Regions from separate parts of the Mus musculus genome. Here region 1 is linked to region 2. A link is a loop called in an ENCODE intact Hi-C map of the cell type or tissue named here. Cell type or tissue: heart. All regions are shown on one strand. Each heading gives the region's core, and the rest is flanking DNA. Links, peaks and the distances in the headings are about the cores only. Region 1 holds the start of Mme (membrane metallo endopeptidase). Region 2 holds the start of Strit1 (small transmembrane regulator of ion transport 1).

What was found. Peaks named below come from ENCODE experiments on the same cell type or tissue, not always from the same donor. Only the 100,000 strongest peaks of a DNase experiment are listed, where the experiment ranks them.
Region 1: it touches region 2 in a loop (4-fold over the local background); 1 of 42 quality-filtered maps calls a loop at or near these places.

Annotation. Positions count from the first base shown.
Region 1 is chr3:63,293,056-63,303,488 of GRCm38, forward strand. Mme (membrane metallo endopeptidase) reads left to right here and starts at 2,156. Exons shown (of 23, transcript NM_001357335.1): 1 at 2,156-2,560; 2 at 7,070-7,239; 3 at 7,924-7,959. The coding sequence starts at 7,080. In heart, for the core only: CTCF peaks have their summits at 2,409 and 4,934; DNase peaks (open chromatin) are centred at 2,856 and 4,936; H3K4me3 peaks cover 1,881 bases; H3K27ac peaks cover 1,556 bases.
Region 2 is chr3:63,479,459-63,489,891 of GRCm38, forward strand. Strit1 (small transmembrane regulator of ion transport 1) reads right to left here and starts at 4,448. Exons shown (of 3, transcript NM_001369306.1): 1 at 4,357-4,448; 2 at 1,828-1,923; 3 at 1,637-1,735. The coding sequence starts at 4,369. The coding sequence ends at 1,832. In heart, for the core only: no CTCF peak of the experiment used is centred there; a DNase peak (open chromatin) is centred at 4,473.

The DNA.
Region 1 (10,433 bases), core at 2,344-7,343, 190 kb before region 2:
CATTGTTTATGCAGCATTTGTGTTACAGACAGGGGCTGTTTCTAAGGCTGCATGCAGCATATTGCCATAACAGATACACCCCACTACTGATAACTTGCAGAAGGCCATCAGGATTGCTACTTTCTCCCTCACCCTGATAACTGACCAAGCTGAAGGACCTTGGGCACTTTTGTCAGCTTTTGGTTTCTGTTTACTTACTAGAAGCACCTGAGAGCTCCTTTAAGACCCTTAAAAGAGAAATGATTTCAAAGTTGCATAACCTCCTCAGGGAAAAGACTTAGTATTCTTAACAAAACCTTTATGTTTCTAATGAACTTTAGTGAGATTAAGACTTGTATTAAAGCCGGACCTGGTGGCGCACACCTTTAATCCCAGTACTTGCAGGAGGACCAGGTCAGCCTGGTCTACAAAGTGAGTTCCAGGACAGCCAGGGCTATACAGAGAAACCCTGTCTCAAAAAAACCAAAAAGAAAAAAAAAAAAAAGAAAAAAAAAGGCTTGTATTAAACAAGGTATCTGCCCATACTGCTGCATGTCCAAAGCATAAGCTGAAAATCAAAGTCTGATGATGATTTCAGGGTTTTTACTTCCTTTTGACAAGCATTCTAAATTATTTTTCTAGCAAAATGTTCTTAACAGGAGTGAATATTTGAATTGACTCTCTATAAAAATTTCTCCGACTTGTAATGAGACTGAAATAAAACTATTACATTGTTCTTAACTAGTCTGAAAAGGTTTTTCATTAATGACTCTTTAATTGAGAAAAAAATCAATTTTCAGCTCAAGGTTGATAGCTGTAATAAATAATCGTAACCTAGTTTCTGTTGTTATCAAAACATTCTCCAGGGCTAAGAGTATTGCTCAATGGCTGCTCAAATACTTATCATGCTAAGGCGTTAAGGCCCCAGGTCAACCACCTCCTTTAGGTGAAAGAGATATTCTTGAATCTTGTGGATATGCTAGATAGCCTTAAAAGAGTAATATGTTTAAAACTTTAATGAAAATAAAACAAATCAAATGAGAAACGTTAAGTAGGCTATAGCCACACACATGAGCTTAATTTTTATTTCTAGTTGAAACGTGATTTTTTTTTTGTAATATTCTGACCAAACATTACTATACTAATCAGAAATGCATTAAACTTTTAATGCTAGTGGTTGAATATGGAAAGTTTGAGAACTAGTGCCCTCTCTCCCTTCCTCTCTCTCTCCCTATCTGTATCTATATATACATACACATATTTTCCCAACTCGTTTTATTGTAAAATTTAGATGTTTTGAAAATTTAAGTAAAATATAATAAAAACTAAGCACACCGGTGTTGGGGAGGAAAATCTAGCTTTCTTCCCAAGAGAATTTGAGTAACTCTCTCTTCTGTGCATTGATCCTCTGCAAAACAATCGGAGGCAAGATGACCTGGGTTCAAATTCCATTTGAGATGCTTCCCAGAGTGCTTGCCAAGCTGCCTATGCTTATCAGTGAGAGGTCACACATCTCTGTTAGTCTAGCCATGAGGACAAAGATGTGCTTGTAATACCCACAGAGGAAGAAAGAAGCGTGGGCACTTCCGTTTGAAGGTGTGCGTTGAACTTACGCACATCAATTGAGTTACTTTGTCTTGAAATGTCTTTCCATGATACTCATAATTTCACTAACATACATTTCCTGTTCTTGTCTTAGCTTTTTGTTTGTTTGTTTGTTTGTGTTTCTTTAACCATTAAAAAAAAGCATAAAGTTGGTTAGGGCAAAGGAGTAAGGCATTTTAATGCTCAAAGATCGTTTCAAGTTCAAGTCCTGTGAGCATGCTCGCACTTATGGAGCATGTGTGGTGTTCAAAACTTGTGATTCCAAACAGGAGAAGGATTAGTATTCCAACTCTATATGTACTTGACATTGAATGACTACATTGAAATCCTGGGGCAGGGGTGGGGGCGGGGCAGAAAAGTTTAGCCTTTCTGAGTTCTTTGGTTACAATAGCGGCTAAAGGTAATTTCCATGAAATACTTGCCTCTGCACAAAGACAAACTTCTATCTTTGACAAATTCAATGCCTTAAGTTTAAGAGAAAGAGACACACATAGACTGGGGGGGGGGGGAGGAGAGGAGGGAAGGATGAAGAAAAGAAGACATTGAAAAGAAGGGAAGGAGAGTGAAGGACGAGGGAAAACGGAGAGAGCAAGAGTATGTGAGAGAGAAGCATTCTGGTCTTAGTCAGTTAGAGAATGAGAGCCTGCAATCAGCACTACACAATCCCAGAGAGACAGTGTATTGTTGTCTTGAAAGCCACAAAGCTAAACAATTCCAAGAATGTCTGGCGAAGCCCTTTTGGGAAGGGCAAGGTGGGGGACGAACTGGGAGAGGGAGCCCCCTCCGCCCCTTTACACGGTGTGACAGGATTTGGGAGACCTGGCGGAAACCTTCAGGTCACCCAGGGAACTGCTCTCGCGGCTGGTCCTGTGCGGCGAGGCGGGGGGTGAGCGCGAGGCGCGCAGGGCGCGGAGATGTGCAAGTGGAGGAGCTGGACGGAGTGCAGGCGTAAGCTGCAGAGCGGCTAAGGCGAGGGGTGAGTCTCGGGGTGAGGGTCCAAGGAATGCGGGCTTCCCGGGCGCTCACCCGCCCGGAGCCCGAGTGGGGCCTGGAACCTCCCGGGACTCTGGCTTCGTCCCCCTCCGCGCGCTCGGCGCCGGGGCGCACCCTGGGGACCGCACAGAGCGGTGGGCGCTCGCCCGGGCTGGGGGCTACTTTGCCTGCGGCCGCCCTGGCCGGTGCGCTCATTGGTCGGGATGTGTCTGCTCAGTCGCCTCCAACTTCTCCCCAATCCCACTGGTGAGTCACCGGAGAGCGAACAACCGGGCACCGGGAGCGGGGCACCAGTGTCCCCGGGGCGCCGGGAGTCGGTGGGACGGGCAACAGGAGGACAGAGCGGGCGGGGGCCGGGACGCGCTAAGCAAGGGCAGAGGCCGAGGTCCCGCGCGCAGCGGGCTCCTGGTGCCTGGTCGCCGCGGGAGGAGGAGGCGTGTCCTGGGCGGGAGCCGCCACTGGGACCTGAGAATGTGGGGAGGGGAAGGGGCCGAGAAGGCGACCTGGAGGAGGACCCTGGGAGTGATGTCAGGTCACCTCCAGGTTCATTTTCATAGCTTCCTGCAGCCTCCGCCCAGGAGTTCTGTTTGGTGACCGAGAGCAGCGCTGCCAAATTGCACCGGGGTTCATTTGGGGGCTGGGAATTGGCCATTCCGCTGTACAGACACTGTTTTTATTTTAAAAAACAAGGTTTGTTTTCATTTTAGTTTCTATCGGATTCTCTCCTCAATTAACTCACTTTCCTAGTTTTAAATTTTCTTAACCTAAATGTCTTTTCACAATCCCACCTCTTCATCGTGCTTCGAACCTTGGCTTCCTATTATATAATTCATGCTTAAATCTGCCAAAGGGTTGGCTGGCGCGGGGTGGGGGTGTTCTTTAGTAGATGGAAGTTTTTAAAGACCCTTTCTTACTTAACCTATCCTGATCTATTTATACTCTTTAAAAATGAGAGTAACTATAAACCGGTATTCCTCTGAGCCTCTCGGTCAAGTCTATTCCATGCCCATAAGCGGCTCACATGGATTTTATTAAACTGAAAACTAGTAACTGACTTGCAGCGCCAGCTTTTGGAAGCTGCTCTGCTATCGGCAGATTGGCGCTGAGGGAGTGTAGCTGCACGCCCTTGGATTTTTTCTTCTTTCGTTCAAGCTCTCAAAAATATTTGTTGTGTTTTGGACTTGATTTTTTGTTGTTGTTGTTGTTGTTTTGTTTGTCTTGGGTTGTACTCTAGAGCAATGTGGATGGGACTTTTCATGTCAAAACTCACTTCAGGCCGGGGGAAATACCTACTAGTTAATGTGGCAGGATGGTGTGGGGGTGGGGGTGGGGGTCAAGCGGTCTTCTGAATACTACTACTTCAGCTTCCACAGACACAATCTAATTATGAAGCTGACTTCTTCCTACTCTGCCTTAATTTCCACTAATGCAAAACTGTAACTCCAAAGCACCACCACAGGGACTTACAGACGTGTATTGTTGCAGTATCACAATGTGCCCCGAGTATGAAAATTGCTTCGCTCCACCTTTCTCTTTAACCGATCAGTTATCTTCCAGGTTTCATAATTTGACGTTTGCTGATGCTGATGCTTTGAAATGTATCTTATACCCAAGCAAAAATAGCATTGCGTTCTTTTGCTGATGTTGCCAAGTTGAAGTTTGTGGAGTTTCTGTTTAGTCTGAACTCCAGATTCTGTGTTCTCTTATTGTCTGTGTTGGCATTTGTTTTTTTAGTTTAAGAGATTTAACAAATTTCCAGTTCAGGTGAAATATTTTAAGAACCTAGGTATGCGTTTGCTTATCCTATTGCAAGCATTGACTTTGTACTGTGTTTTGTATTCTGATTTGTCTGTCTCCGCATCACCGATCTTTTAAAGGTGTTTGGGTGTGGTTAGATTGGAGCTTTAGGTACCTGAAGATTTGTGATGTGTTCCATCTTGAGGTGTTCTGGCTTAGATATTCTTATTAAAAGATAATGAATCATCTATAATTAAGTGGAAATGAAGGACACAGATAATAAGGAGGTTACTATCGCAGCATTTCTGCTTTTGACCAATATCAAAAAAGTAGTACTAAGAGAAAAAAGGACTTCTAAAGAATTGAAAAATCTTTACAAGAAAGGTTGATGAACGAAATTTTGATTCAAAAATTATTTCCTTTGATACAGGTAAGAGGACTAAATAGTTTGCCTATAATATACTGTTTGTTTCCCTGTAGAGATTCCTACAGACTTAGATAGTTAAGTGTAAAGAATCCAGCTACCCTGTCATCCTGCTCAAGGATAAAGAGGGAATCAGGAAGCAGTAACCCAGAACTGAGAAATGCCCGCCTACCAGCTTTCCCTCACCAAGAAGCTTGGTGGCGCCAGAGAGCACTTTGACTTAAGCAGATCTGACCGCCAAGCTTGACTTTACAGACTCACTAGATCTGACTGAGGCTTCTAGAAAGGACAAAAACAAAAATAAACGACGACAACATCAACAAGAAGAAGACAAAACAAACATTAAAAGGCAGCTCTTTATTTAAACATTTAAAGGCAGTGGGAAATCCGCAAGCAGATGTGTTAATTCTCAAATTCTAGGGCTTCAGGAAATCTGTACTTTTGTGCTTACTTCTCTGTTAAGGGAGAAAGTATTAAATTTGTCCCTGTTTTCTCTTTACTCAGCCGCCACTACTATTAAAATAGCGGTATGATCAATGCAATTCTATGTCATTGCCCCGGGAGCCGTGAGGCTAAGCTAACATGAGTTATATAACCATTAAATAAGGCATTTCTATATTCGGGTACATTACAGTCTACTTTTATTGAACAGACACGGATTTCATTGTCCAGTAAAGTATTTTTATTTGATAGTCATTGCTTATGCCATGTAATCAGGAGGAAAAACTGCTTGAGACTTTGTATCCAGTTTTTTTTTTTTAATGACCATATGTGTTTTATTATTGATAAGTCACTAGAGAAAACAAATCTCTACTTCTCTGCTGAGTCTCAACGATAATTCAAATCTATAGTCATGTTTTACTTTGCCTAGTGCCTCAGTTTCCACAAATACATCCCTGAAGACTTGTAACTGTTCGGGGAAAGTCTTCATTGATGAGAACATTTCTGAGCAATTGCTTCAGCTAACAGCCATATTCTATGGTTAATTTATATTGAGCCCAAAACTGCGGACTTGTTGTTTAAGGTGTTCTTTCCTGAAGTCATACAGAAAGGTTGAAGCTGCTGCAAGCTTTGCTCAGCAATTTTTAAAGAACCATCTGGCCTCTAAAGAAACCATGGAATCTAATACTTGGCCTTATATAACCTTAGTTTTTCACCATAAATTTCTGCATGGATGTCTAAAGTAGCTTTTACTTTACATGGCACTGTTAGATTCAAAATTGTGGCCAAATGTTTCTTATGTAGCATTGCTTAGCTGTGTGAGCTTGAGCAAGCTCATTGAGTCCTCTGCTTTCCAACTTTCCAGAGGGTGGAACTGAGGTATTAACATTCACCCTGTAGAGATTAGGAGAGCGAATGCAGAAAACGTTAACAATTGTATCTAACATCTAGAAAGAACTCCAAAACCCCACTTAGAGTTAGAAGTACTAGTGTTTGGAATTGAGTATAACTTAAGTATATATTCTGCAAGTGATACTCTGACCTACAAAGGAGGATTTACATAATTATGTTTGTTTTCTCTTTCAATCACACAATAAATGCTGATGTGATTATTGTCTTTCACCCTGAAATAGAAGCCACTTTTTTGCCCATTCAGTGACCATCTTCAAAATGTTGTCTACCCATTCATAGATACCCTTATCTGCAGGGGAAGTAATTTTGAACGTTAAAAATACAAGTTGTTTTCAAAGTAAAATAAACTATTTTCAAGTGTTTATTCCTTTTGGTTCTTTATCTGTATTTGCATTTTATATTCCTGCTTAGTTAAAACTTTAAGGTATTAGTCATTGATTTTCTTTTAACTTGTAAAAGATACCATTGGAGCAAGATATAAAGTTAACCTTTACCAGTCTAAAGTTCACATGAGTGAGATTAAAACTTTATTAGTGATGGTTCAACAACTATTTTTGCATGGATATCAGGAGCAGTATGAGTATTTAAACAACTCTTTCTGAGATCTTCAGTGATAGATACATATGTCTATTCTTCCTTCAAATCTCATGCACTTGTGTGTGAGTGTGTGGGTATGTATTTTTAAAAACAAAAGAATAAAAAAGTTGATTGGGCCTGGGACCAATCAGATTCAGATGTGTGTATATTCTTTATATTTTTTGCTTCTATTCTCAATATTTTGACTTTAAGAAAACTGTGTTTTTTCTCATTTAAAATAAATCGACCTTTTATTTATCATATATATATGTATATATATATGTGTGTATGTATGTATATATACATATATACACACACACAGATGTGCTTTTTATGAAATGCATGCATATGTTTTTTTTTATCTATTTAAGATGGCTTTATATTTATATGTGTATTTTACAGATTTTAGGTGATGGGAAGATCAGAAAGTCAGATGGATATAACTGATATCAATGCTCCAAAGCCAAAGAAGAAACAGCGATGGACTCCCCTGGAGATCAGCCTCTCTGTGCTTGTCTTGCTCCTGACTATCATAGCGGTGACAATGATCGCTCTCTATGCAACCTATGATGGTGAGTGTCTTCCATGCCCACAAAGATACCAGTACAAAAGGGAACCAATCCTGTTTGGATGCTTTCACCGTTGATCTCAATACACTTGGATGATGCACGGATTCATTTAGAAGATCCGCATCCATATGTTAAAGTGATAACGTTAGAATAAAATACACTACCCATATGTTTGAACTAAGTTATTAATTGCCAAGCACAGTCGATATGTTCATGTTTTTGAGACTTGTGTAATTTTGTGTGATTAAAATATACACAGTTTTATGTCTAGCTTCAGTAATAGCCATTAATCAATTTCTGTTGTGTCACTGAAATTCTAAAAGGTTTCATGAGAGTCTAACAACTTGAATTTGAGTCTCAGATGTTTTTCACAATAAGGATTAGTAAAGATTGGCTCTTTAATGGGAAAACATGATTGCAGAATGATGAATGAAGCATTCAGCTATTTTAGTTTAATATTTCCAGAGTTTAGTTGATGAACATGGTACAACAGCATACTTTTTCTTTGTAACCATCCTTAAATTTAACATTTCACTTCAATTCTTTTACTTTTGAATTAGTAAAAAATAGTATATACTGTTTGGTATTACACTTATTTAATTGGCAGAATTCTTTTAATAACAAAAGGTAAAAATAACCTGGAAAATGTTATTATCAATACTTATAGATCTACTCTCTTTTTTCTAGATGGCATTTGCAAATCATCAGACTGCATAAAATCAGGTAGGAAACCTTTTTTTCACTTACTAGTTTGCAATTAATATATAACATTTAGTACACAATTGTTAACGGAGATGTCTACGTTTGCCCTGCCCATATGCATGCTTATTAAGCTTATGTGAACCAAAAAGCAAAATGTATTTAATAGTAAAATAATCAAGTGGAATATTTTGAGATGTGTCACCATTCTATGATGATAATAAGTTATATTTGGTTTTGTGGTACTTACTATGGACTTAGAGAGAGAAAGTGAACACTGGAACGGCGAGAATAAGAGTAAGTCATTAGAAGGCTGTGAATTAAGAAAAGAATGACATGCAGTTCGAGAGAGAAAGAGAGAGAGAGAGAGAGAGGGAGAGAGAGAGAGAGAGAGAGAGAGAGAGAGAGAGAAGTAAAGATGTGAGAAGGGCCTGAGAGTGAAGTAGGATTCAAGATTTCAAAAGTATAAAAAAGGGAAGTATAATCATCGAGGAGGTGAATGCAACTTGGTGATAGAATACTGGTGTATTTGGCATTCTTCCAGCCTTGGATTTACTCCATAACACACACACACACACACACACACACACACACACACACACACACACACACAGCATATTCTTGAGAAGCAATAAAATTAAAGAGGCACATTATAGAAATATTGTCTTGAATGGCTTAGTAACTGAGCAACAGCTGAAGGATGACTGTGAATGGGCTCAGTGAGAAGAGATCACGTGAGGGGGATAGCAAGGGAGAGACGCCATGGTCAGGCAGGCATGAGCTGCAGAGTTTGGTCTGTAGTGGAACCAAGTGGGATATGAATGAGTCAAAAGTAATGATATGCTGTATCCAAGGGACTGAGGAGGACAGTGTCAGCTATCACGCAAGTACAGAAGCATGGAGATGAATTATGATATGTGTGTTATAACCTAGGCATAACTAGCAGTTGAAAATGGACTGCAGGTTGGCAGAAATGGGGCCTGAGAAGTGGGAGTTTGGCTTTGGAACCTCCCAGTTTATGGGTAACAGTAGAAACTTAGGGACGATTTGAGTACCCAAAAGAAAAAAGAGAAGAGGGACAGAGGCTGAACTTAAGACTACATCATAATTAGACTAGGAGAAATAAAAGATAAGGAACAGAAACACATGCAGCTATTTAAGTCACTGCAATTACTGTATTGCAAGAAAACAAGAAGAGCTCTTGATCCTTCTACAAGGAGAAAATAGATGCATCTGGGTACAACACCCTGGGATATGCTCTTTAACCTTTGGCAGTTAGCTATGTTCCTATCTGGCTTTTTGTTATTGTTTAAACTTGGCAATATAGTGATAGGAAATTACCTTGAGGTTCTAGGCTGCCGTCTAATGTGCTGAGTGTGTGCCCTTTGGCAATCTGCATTGCTTTTTGAATAGATATTTTGCTCTGGGTCTCGATTGTGATTGTCATACACCCTCCGTCATGGTGTTTGACACAGGGAGTCTTAAGAAAGATCTGGTTGTAGACTGGATTATAGCCATTTGCTCTTCAACCTAGCAGCATGCACTTTCCTGTCCAGTGGTTTTAATCAGAAACAAAAACATGTCTCTATTCCCCAGGGAAATAACTATACAGACACACTGGTTGAGAGATGTCTAGGGTCAGTGCAGAAAAGTTAATAGGAGCTGAGGTTGCTGAAGTTCCCATTTCCTCCTTCCCCTGATCTTCCTATTTCTCCTTCCTTCTGCCTGTTGTCCTGGCTTATGCTCCTGTTTTGAGAAACTTATAATTATATCCTGACCTGTAATGGTTAGTTCCTCTGTCCTTAGGGCACTTGACATGACTCATAAATCTCTTAACCTATAGGTTTTCTGTTCTCTTCTATCACTCTTCCTTCTTGCATTTTGCTTTTGAAGACGTTGGGTTCTTTGACTACACAGGCTGATGTTTATAAACCTGTATAGGGGATTTCCGAGGAGTCTGGCAGAGTCCTGTAGTAGTAACCACCTCATGAAGTTAACATTTGGCTCCTGAAACCTTACATGTTTGATAATTTAATAGGCTTGATATTTAAGAATATGGGTTTTAAATAATGTTTGTCAAGGACCGATCTGCCAAAATTTATTTAACCTTTATTCTTATAAGTATAACTTGGAAATCATGGCGAGTGTAAAGTGTCTGAAGAGCATTGCCTTGGCAGAAATGTGTGAGTGCAGCAGAAACATCCTCTGTGGCATAGCCGGGCTGCTTATCACTTTGCCCTGTCAGGCTACAAGTTGTTAAGACACTTTCTGATTCAGAGCTACTGTTTTGTTCCAGGAGAAAAAGGTGAGATCACGTGCTCCTCACCTCACAGATGCTCATGTTTGCACTCTGCTCTCTCATGTGCTTATGCATGCATAGACAGACAGACACACAGACAGACACACACACACACACAGACAGACACACACACACACACACACACACACACATATCCATAACATTTCTGTTGCTGAAAGACAAGTTCTTTTAGAAGTTG
Region 2 (10,433 bases), core at 1,741-6,740:
CAGAGAGGATGGATGGAAAGAGTACTGGGAGAGACCATTTGAATTGGGGGACAATTTGGGGGCAAGGTAGAAACCTCATGTAATAGAAACATCAGGAATCTATTATAGTGACCCTAGCTAAAACTCTCAGTAATGGCGTAAACAGAGCCTGAACTGGCCATCTCCTATAACCAGGTAAGACTTCCAGTGAAGGTTTGGGGACACCAACCCAGTCACTAAATCTTGGATCTACAGTTTATCCTTCAAGCGTGATGCTCTGGGGTAAAGGCAGAACAGAAATTGTGAGAATGGCTGACCAATGACTAGTCCATCTTGTCACCCTTGCCATAAGAGCAAGCCCATTCCTGACACTGCCTGGAGAACCAGAAACTAGATGGCCCAGACACCTGTGATAGAATCAAACACAACTGGAAAAAAAATGTCATTGCTATGGTGCCTAGTGATATTCTGCCTTATGGTATACTCATAGGTTGCTGCCTAACCCAATTGTAATCAGAGAGGTTTCATCTAGCAGTTGGTGGAAAAAGAGGCAGAAATTCAAAGTCAAACATTAGACAGAGTTCAGGGAATCCCACTGAAGCTGGGGAGGAAGGATTTTAGGAGACAAAGATGTTAAGGACACTACAAGAAAACCCATAGAATCAACAAACTTGGACTCATAAGAGCTTACTAAGACTGAACTGACAATCAGGAAGCCTGCATGAGTCTTTCATATATATGTTATAGTTGTGTAGCTTGCTGGTTTTATGGAACTCCTAGCAGAGGGAGTGGGAGCTGCTTCTGAGAATTTGGCCTACTTTTATAACTCTTGTCCATCTACAAGGTTGCCTTGTCTAGACTTAATAAGAGGAGAGTTGTCTAATCTTATTGAAATTTGATATGCTATGTTTGCTTGACATTTCTGGAAGGGAAATGGATGGGAAAGGGAATAGGGAATGTAGGGAGGGGGATGGAAGAATAGAGTGAAAACTGCTGCCCAGATGTAATATATAAGAGGGTAAATAAATAAATTCATAAGAAAAATAAAAGCAGTCCAGAATAAAACATAAAAGAGTTACTTTGGTCATGGTGTCTCTTTCTTCACAGCAGTAGAACACTAAGACAATTATCAGATTGATATGTTACTACATTACTTTTAGTTTGTCTTCATTTGAGAGGTAATTGATTTTTCTTTTCCAGTTATAAAATATTCATATTATCCTAAAAGTGAAAGACCGTAATACAAGGGACATACAAAAATATTTAGCTTCCACTGTCTGGCTGTGTGATAAATGTTTAATTGCATGCATATTGGTTAAACTCTTCCTTTTTATAACTGACATCTTAAATGTTTTATTATTATTTTATCTTACCTGCATGTGTATTTTGTTTGCATATATGTCTTTGCATCACTTGCTTGCCTGGGGTTCAAGGATGCTAGAAGAATGTGTTGGATTGCTTGGAAGTAGAGTAACAGACCTTGTGAGGTGCGACATGAATACTGGGAATTGAACCAAGGTCCTCTATAAAGCAGCCTGTGCTCTAAACTGCTGACCCATCTCTTCAGCTTATATGATTTTCTTCAATATTTTTAATCTGTAATTTTAAGCAAATTCTTAATGTATTCTCATGTAAAAAATTGTAGTTTCCAAAAGATAGGAAATACTACAGCTATTTAATACAAGACACCTTTAATAATCAGTTATATTCCTGTATTTTTATTCTTCTAAATGGTGTCAGATTGAAGTCTTCTTCCCTAAATGACAAAACATTTCATTAGTAAAACAGTGAAAGATCAATTCAAGGACAATTATGTTGTAAACAAACATCCATTATTAAGACACTTACTTTTCTAGAAGAAGACAATGTAAATAACGATGATGCAGCCTACAATCCATCCAACCAGGAGAAGAATGGGAACTATGAGGTGTGGTGATGTTGACTCTGCTTAGAAGCAATGAAAACAGATGCACTAGATCCTTTTGACATTCAACTTTACAAAGCAAAATAATAAATGATCTCTGGCGGAGGTGAGGAAAAGCATGCAACAATTGGACTCATACATAAGTGTTTTTGTCTTATTTTCTTCCGAAGGCAGCCTGCAAATGAATTATAAGCCCTGGATATTTGAAACAGATATTTGGGTTAAAACCAGAGTCGGCCTTTTATGTTCCATGACCTTGTGCAATTTTGAACTTGAAGCTTCCAGCTGGGTGGTAGAGTTTGTAGTTTCTCTGTCCTGGTTGCTTCCACAGTCAAATGATTCAGTGTGTGCAAAGCTTTGTAAACTTGAACCACGGTGCCTATGTTTAGTGTATACAGGACATACTCATGAGTTTGTTCAGTGATGGGCAGCTGTTTACACAGCAACAATCCAATATAACTGTGAGGTAGTTCCTACTAAACTGAATTACTTATAACATACAAGATTAGATTGTTTTGGAAATTATTCTTGATCTCAATAACTGACTTTAATCTTGAACTTCACGGGAAAAGGAAAACATCATTCCTTACATAATCACCATCAGAAAAAAATATTTCTTTAAAGTTAATTATTATCACCGCCAGCACTGAGCTTGGCTGTATGGGCAATAATAATCCAACACAGAGGAAAGACACTTGTGTAATGATTCTTGTACCTCCTGCTTGTGTCTAGTTTGTAAATTTATATTCATAGGTTACTATAATACAATAAACATGCATGCATATACCCCACCCAAAAGATTGAAAAAAACTCAGAAAGACATCTTATAGAATTAATGTCAGACTAAGACATACTCTTAATTGAAGAGCACAATGAGTTCCTATGCCATTAGCTAAGAAAGAGAATGGGTGTTCTTAACAAGTGCAGTCCCGTTACAATTTCCATCACTTCAAATGTGAAGGGTTGTTAATGCTATTAAAATAAAGTCACCGGGACATGTGGTACCTCTAAAATTAGAAGATACTTTCATAATAGCCAACTTTCTGAAGTTTAACTGAATCTTAATAGATTCAATGTTTTTGAAGTCTCTCTTATCTGAAAAAAAAAAATGGGATTCCCTTGCTTCTCCGAATTGTGCAGAATCCACCAAAGGGAGAAACCTCCTCCTCCTCCTTACCTGACGGTGCTGTTGCTTTAAGGGTAAAGCAAACATTATGAGACATACTTCACTCTCATTTGGGAGAAAGAATTTTTTGTGAATTAAGAGACCATTAGAGTGAAAGTACATGACAGTATTCTTTTTAATTATTCATGTAAGTGATATAGTACTTCTGTCAATTTCAATGAACTTGAAAATGCATAAACATTCCAATTAAGTATAAATGTTTAATGTATGTGTATTTTAATAAAATTTTATAGCACATGTTTTAATAAAATTTGCATGTCATTGAGCTCTAAAAGTAAATATCCCTTTATTTGTTATGCATTTTAAGACATTGTAACAGTCTGTGCATTTTAACCAAGTACAACTGCTTTGGTCATCTTTTTAGCACCAATATTTTTTTTCTACCATAAATTAAAACATCATTTGGAAATGCTAATACATGAAACTCAATGTACTTCCCAGGTTGCTTATATCAATGGCACAAATATCAATAAAACTTCTCTTTAAATGCAAGAGCTTTTTCAAAATGCTTTACTATTTGTCCAGTTCCAAGCTTATCAAACTGGCTACCACTGGAATTTCTCTTAGGGTCACTTCATTGTGGAGGAATACATGGACACATACTAATCCTCACAATCTCCATTTCCTTAGCTAGAAAACGGAGGTGGTAATATATGTAAGTCTCACAAGATTGTTGTCAGGATTGAAAGCTAAGATTTCCATGTATGTATTTTAAAACTGATTCTGACAAAGATATATTCAGTCTGTCGATTTTGTCATATTGGAATCAGTTATTTTATATAAGCATATAAATATGAAATAATGTTTAAGAATTAGAAAATTTAATTCAGATATGAGCATATCAGAGATGATTAAGCTCAATATTCTTATTTGACAGTCATAATATAGACTCAGAGCAGTGAGAGAGCCTCTCCAAACTCACACGGCCATCCTGCAGACCTGACAGAGCACTCAACTGTTCTTGCTTCTGGCCCAACAATTCCCAAGATCTCAGAGCTAGTTCAATACTGAGAAATAGTAGTTCACAATTCACTTTTCCAAAAAAGCGTGTATGAAATTATTATGTTTCACTGATCATTTCAAAATTATTCATCTTACAAACATGATCCAAAACTGCATATTTAATGCTTTTGCAGCCACATCAGAATATGTAGCTAATGGTTCTTTAACATAGATCCTACATTTCTCAGGGTCCAAATGCTAAAAAATAAAATTGACTAATCTGAAAGCTATTTTTGCCAAGAAACCTCTATACTTTTCAGCTTACCTTTCTCAGCCATTATTTCTATTGTTGGGTGGCTTAGTCAGGGCCAGGAGTCTTTCTTCCTTATTGTTATCCTGCACCTCTTTGAACTTTAAATAGAGAGATATCTGAAGAGTGTGGCAGCTGCTGCTCTCCTGCTGCCAATCGTCTACAGGGTGACAGGAGTCATTGGAAAGCACAACTCCTCTTTCTCCCATTTAACCTTTATTGTGGAGAAACAAGAGACTATGTATGTATATGACCTAAGCAAGTGAGCAAGCTGAGTTTTCCCAATGTACAGATACCCAGATTTTTATTTGCATAACATTTCATACAAGAACAGAATGTTCGATGAAAGGATATGCAAATTAAAATGAAATTGATAGTTTTCACCCTCCTAAGAGGGAGGGTGAAATATCAGTTAGATTTGCAGTTGGAGAGACTTGGGTTCAAATTACAACTTGCAGCTTCTGTAATGAAGTCCAAGCTCACTAGCCAGGGTACCAACTTGATTTCAGTGGCAACAGCATTATTTACTCTAATGGCTATTCTTGGTTGTCACACAAGCACGTTACAAAAAGAAGCTGCCCAAATGCCTATGGTTTCAACTCTTGTTATAATGTTGTCTGTTAACAAGCATATACCTATAGACTCATGGAGAATTCCTTATTTTTTATTGACTAAGAAGGGAAGACTAGGATCTGTTTTACTGATGGTTCTGTTGTTATGCAGATACCACCCTAAGTGGACAAATGCAACATTAAACCCCTTTCTGTGGTCACCCTAAAAGAAACCCACGAAGGGAAATCTTCACAGTGGACAGAACTTTGGGTAGTCTACATGGTCATACATTTTGTTTGTTAGGAGAAACAGACAGATGTGCAATTGTTCACTGATTCGTGGAATTTGGCAAATGGATTGGCTAGAGGGTCAGGGAATAGGAAAGAGAATGTTTGAAAATTTGGTGAGAACCACATCTGTGGAAGAAGTATGTGAATCCTTCTTTCCAAATGGGAAAAGGCTGTGAACGTGCTACTACCCCATGTAAGTGCTCATCAAAAGCTGACTTCGGTAGAGGAGAAATTCAATAATAAAGTATATAGAATGACTTATTCTATTGACTGTCAACCTCTTTCCTCACCTATTCCTGGCATTGGCCAATGGGCCCATGAGAAAAAATTGCCATGGTAGCAGAGATGTAGATAATAATACATAGTCTTCCAATCACCAAGCCTGAGCTGAGTGCCAGATCTACCAACAGCAGAGACAAAAATTAAGTCTCAAATACAGTACCACTGACCAGGATGACCAACCAGTGACCTGTTAAGAGGTTGACTATATTCAACCACTTCCTCCATGGAAAGTATAACTTTGTCCCTGATGTAGTAAATACTTATTCAGGTTATGGATTGCCTTTCCTGAATGTAACGCTTCTGCCAAGACTACCATCTATGGACTTACAGAAGGCCTTGTCCAACATTGTAGCTTTCTACACAGTATTGATTCTGACCAAGAAACTCACTTCATGAGTATGGAATCCACTGGTCTTACCTTGTTCCTCTCTATTCTGAAACAGCTGTGCAGATAGAAGTATGAAAAAGGCATTTTGAAAACACAATTATGGCATCAATTAGGTGTCAGCATCCTGGATGGCTGGGCTGGGGTTCTCCAGAAAGCAGCATATGCTTTGAGTCAGCCTTCAATATATGGTATAGTTTCTCCCATAGCCAGGATCCACGGGTCCAGGAATCAAGGAATAGAAAAGGAAATAGTTCCACTCACTATTCCCCCTAGTGACTAGGGAAACATTTGCTTCCTGTTCCCACTACCTTAAGTTCTGCTGGCCTATAACTTTTGGTTCCTGGAGGGCCACTCCTGCCAGGAGTGACAGCAAATGTTCCATTGAACCAGGAACTCAGACATCCCCCTGGCCACTTTGGGTTTCTTTTGCTTGCTTGTTTTGCTTTGTTTAGGTTTGGTTTTTTTGTTGTTGTTTTGTTTTTTATTGAATATTTTCTTTATTTACATTTCAAATGTTATCCCCTTTCCCAGTTTCCCTCCCTCCTGGAAACTCCCTATCCCATCCTCCCTCTCCCTGCTCTATGAGGGTGTTCCTCCACCAACCCAGCCAGTTCCACCTCCCTGTTCTCAATTCCCCTACACCAGGGCATCAATAGAGCCTTCATAGGACCAAGGCCCTCTCCTCTTATTGATGCAGGACAAGGCCATCCTCTGCTACATATGCATCTGGAGCCATGTGTGCTCCTTTGTTGATGGCTTAGTCCCTGGGAGTTCTGAAGGAGTCTGGTTGGTTGATATTGTTGTTCTTCCTAGGGGTTGCAAACCCCTTCAACTCCTTCAGTCCTTTCTCTAACTCCTCTATTGGGGACCCTGAGCTCAATCCGATGGTTGGCTGCAAACATCCACCTCTGTATTTGTAAGGCTCTGGCAGGGCCTCTCAGAAGACAGCCATATCAGGCTCCTTTCAGCATGCACTACTTGGCATCCACAATATAGTGTCTGGGTTTGGTAACTGTATGGGGTGTCTAATGCTTTAAGACAACAGACTGAGAAAAGAATAACAGTGATAGGAAGAATGGCTGATCCTGATTACTTGGGGGAAATTAGGTTGATGTGGAGACAATGGAAGTAAGAAAGATTATATCTGGAGTGCAGGAGATCTTTTAGGGCATTTCTTGGTGCTTCTATGTCCTGTTATTAAAGTCAATGGGAAACCACAAATGCCTAATCCAGACAGGATGGCAAACGGCACAGACACTTCAGAAATGAGGGTATGGGTAACTCCTCCAGGCAAAGAGTCAAGACCTGTTGAGTTTCTTGCTGAGGGAGGGGTAAAAATGGAATAGGCTGTAGAAGATAGTTTTAAATACCAGCTGAGGCCTCATAACCAGTTAGAGTAATGAGGATTATAGTTGATATGTGTGTTTATGTCATATTTTGTTAAGAATACAGTTGTATAGTTATTTGTGTTTTCTTTCCTCAATTTCTTTGGGTACAAAATCAACTAAGGGAATATCAGTGGTTATCATGTTTAACTTTGAGATATTAAAAGAATGTCTGTCAAGTAGCATTGCCACCTATTTTAAATTTATAATTTGCAGTTTATTTGTAGGGTGGTATTTGTGATTATATGTGCCAAAGTTATATCATGTTTAGACATTAAGACCTGGCTATTGTTTTCATATGGAAATTAATCATGATGCAAGGAGATATGATTGTGTGTTGAGTTGACAAGGGTTGGACTTGTGATAAATATTCTTATTTGTAAATTTTACTATATCTGGAATTAACTAAAGCCAAAAATTGAAAGCACGTTTGTAAGGGAGGGATTATTGCTGAAATTGAAGTAGGAAGATCCACTTCTAATCCAGAACTTTGAGGTAGGAAGACACAACACTTGAGATCTCGAGTTGAGAAGACAAAACTCCAGATCATATGTACTGGGAAAACTCCCTTCTAATCTGGGCCACACCTTTTGCTGGAAACTGATATGGAAGAAGGAAGATTTTGTTCTTTTGACTGCTTGCTCTCTCGATGTTAGCAAGTGTATGCTTCACTGGCATTAGAGCATACTTCCTCATGGTTCTAGCATATACTTAAAACCAGGTAAGACATCCAACACTGTGGACTGAGCATGACAGTAAGCACTGTTCTTCCATGACTTCTGCATCATTTCCTGTCTTCAGTATTCTTGCCTGTTTGAGTTCCTCTCCTGACTTCCTTCAGTGATGAACAGTGATATTGAAGTGTAAATCAAATAAACCCTTTTCTTCACAGCTTGCTTTTTGGTCATGGTGTTTCATTGCAGCAATAGAAACCCTGGGACACTTACCAAGGGAAATTGCTAAAAGTGAAATAAGAATACTAGGAAACATAAATCACCATTATTACTGATGCAAAAGAATAAATGAAATGGCTCCCTTTTCTTTGATCACCTCTAAAACCAGAAAATGTTCATCTAAATAAACTAGAATCTATAACACTAGATATAGATATTGCCTAGAATTTTCAGAGAACAGTCACAAGGTTGATTTTGTTAATGATGTATAAAATGGGGCATTTCACTTTCTGAAAGCCAACCTGGTTTATGTAATACTCGCCAGATGATCGTTGAGATTCTCATCAGGATGGCTTGAATTTTGAAGTCCAGATGGAAAGTTTTTGAAATGTAACCCTGTGGCTAATTTCTTCAAATTAGGAAAGTTTTCCAGTAAGAGACAGGTCTTTCCTGACCAAATCCATTTCCACAGAGCTTTGAGAATCCTGTTTCCTTAGAAATGACTGTTGAGGGCCCCCAATGGAGGAGCTAGAGAAAAGACTCAAGGAGCTAAAGGGGTTTGCAACCCTATAGGTGGAACAACAATATGAACTATCCAGTACTCCCCAGAGCTCGTGTCTCTAGCTGCATATGTATCAGAAGATGGCCTAGTTGTCCATCATTGGGAAGAGAGGCCTCTTGGTATTGCAAACTTTATATGCCCCAATACAGGGGAATGCCAGGACCAAGAAGTGGGAGTGGGTGGGTAGGGGAGTGGGTGGGTAGGGGAGTGGGTGGGTAGGGGAGTGGGTGGGGTAGTGTATGGGAGACTTTTGGGATAGCATTTGAAATGTAAATGAAGAAAATACCTAATAAAAAATAAAAAAAAAAAGAAATGACTGTTGAAAACATTGCTGGAAGTGTATCAATGGTTCTCCACTTATTAGAGAAGATGGCCTTGTATTCTCTGTGTACACACCAGAGACGGCTGATCCCTCTGTTCTCAGATTTCCTATGGGACCTCTGTCACATTTCACTCCTTGATGTTATATGAATCCAGACTTCTCCCACCCTGCCAAAAGTCCTGGCTACTCCAGAAGTTCAGATAGAAAAAGTATTAGTACAAGGTATACCTGGGCTGCACAGCAACACCTCACTTCAAAATAAAAGTATCAAAAGTCTGGGGATGTTAATCGGTGGTAAAGCAATTTCCTAACATAGACAAAGCCCTCCAAAGAAATAACCATTGTTACCTTAACCCAAAGAACACAGATAAACACCTGTGTAAGGGAAAGGCTGCATTTGTCTAAGCTAGATAAAAGGACATTGTGAATGTGTCCACCTTTTAAACACTGATTTCCGTTTTAATTATCATAGGCCTTTTTTTTTTTTTTTTTTTTTTTGGTATAAGACAGGCCATTATTATGCTCACTTTGGTAGAATATCTACTAAAATTAGAAAAACACATTGAAGACTAGCAAGAATGCTGTTCAAGGATGATGCATACTTTCAGAAACAGATCATGAAATTACCTGAACTTAATGTATTGAAAAATCTATTCAACAAAAGTATAGCAGAGAAGTCCTCAAAACTAGAGAAAGAACAAGGCATGCAAACACAAGAGGCATTTAGACTCCAAAAGGATGACCATGGAAGGACCTCTTTATTGTATACTGTAATCAAGATGGCAAAAATACAAAGAAAATAAATACTATAAAAGCTATGAGGTAAAAGCACCTTCATAGCTATAAAGACAAACACATAAAAATAATATAAGGTTTCTAGTCAGTAGCCCTAAACTCCAGGAAGTTATGGAAGGTAGATAGCAAGCCTTTCAAGCAAATGCTTTTATAATTCAGATTGCTATGTCAAGAAAATCGGTCTTTTAAAATTGATAGGGAAGTGCTGGAGAGGTTGCTTAGCAGTTACACAGAGCTATTTCAGAGAACCAGAGTTTGGTTCTCAGCACCCACACTGTGTAGCTCACAACTACAACTGCTTGTAATTCCAGCTCTCAGAGGATCCCCTCTATCTCTTTCAAGAAACTGAACAACACACACACACACACACACACACACACACACACACTTTTAAAATAATTCAAATAAATCTTTTTAAATAGACAGAAAATAAACAAATTTCAAGATAAGTACAAACTGAGGGAGTCCAGGACTCCCAACCCAGACAGCCTGACAGAAGATTCTCTCAGAAGCACATGTATGGGGGACAGGGGTAGGATTTCAATATTTCAATCACTCCTGCACAGGAAATAACACATTTTATGAGAGAAAAAATAGAAAAAAAATGAGAGCTAAAAGGAGTA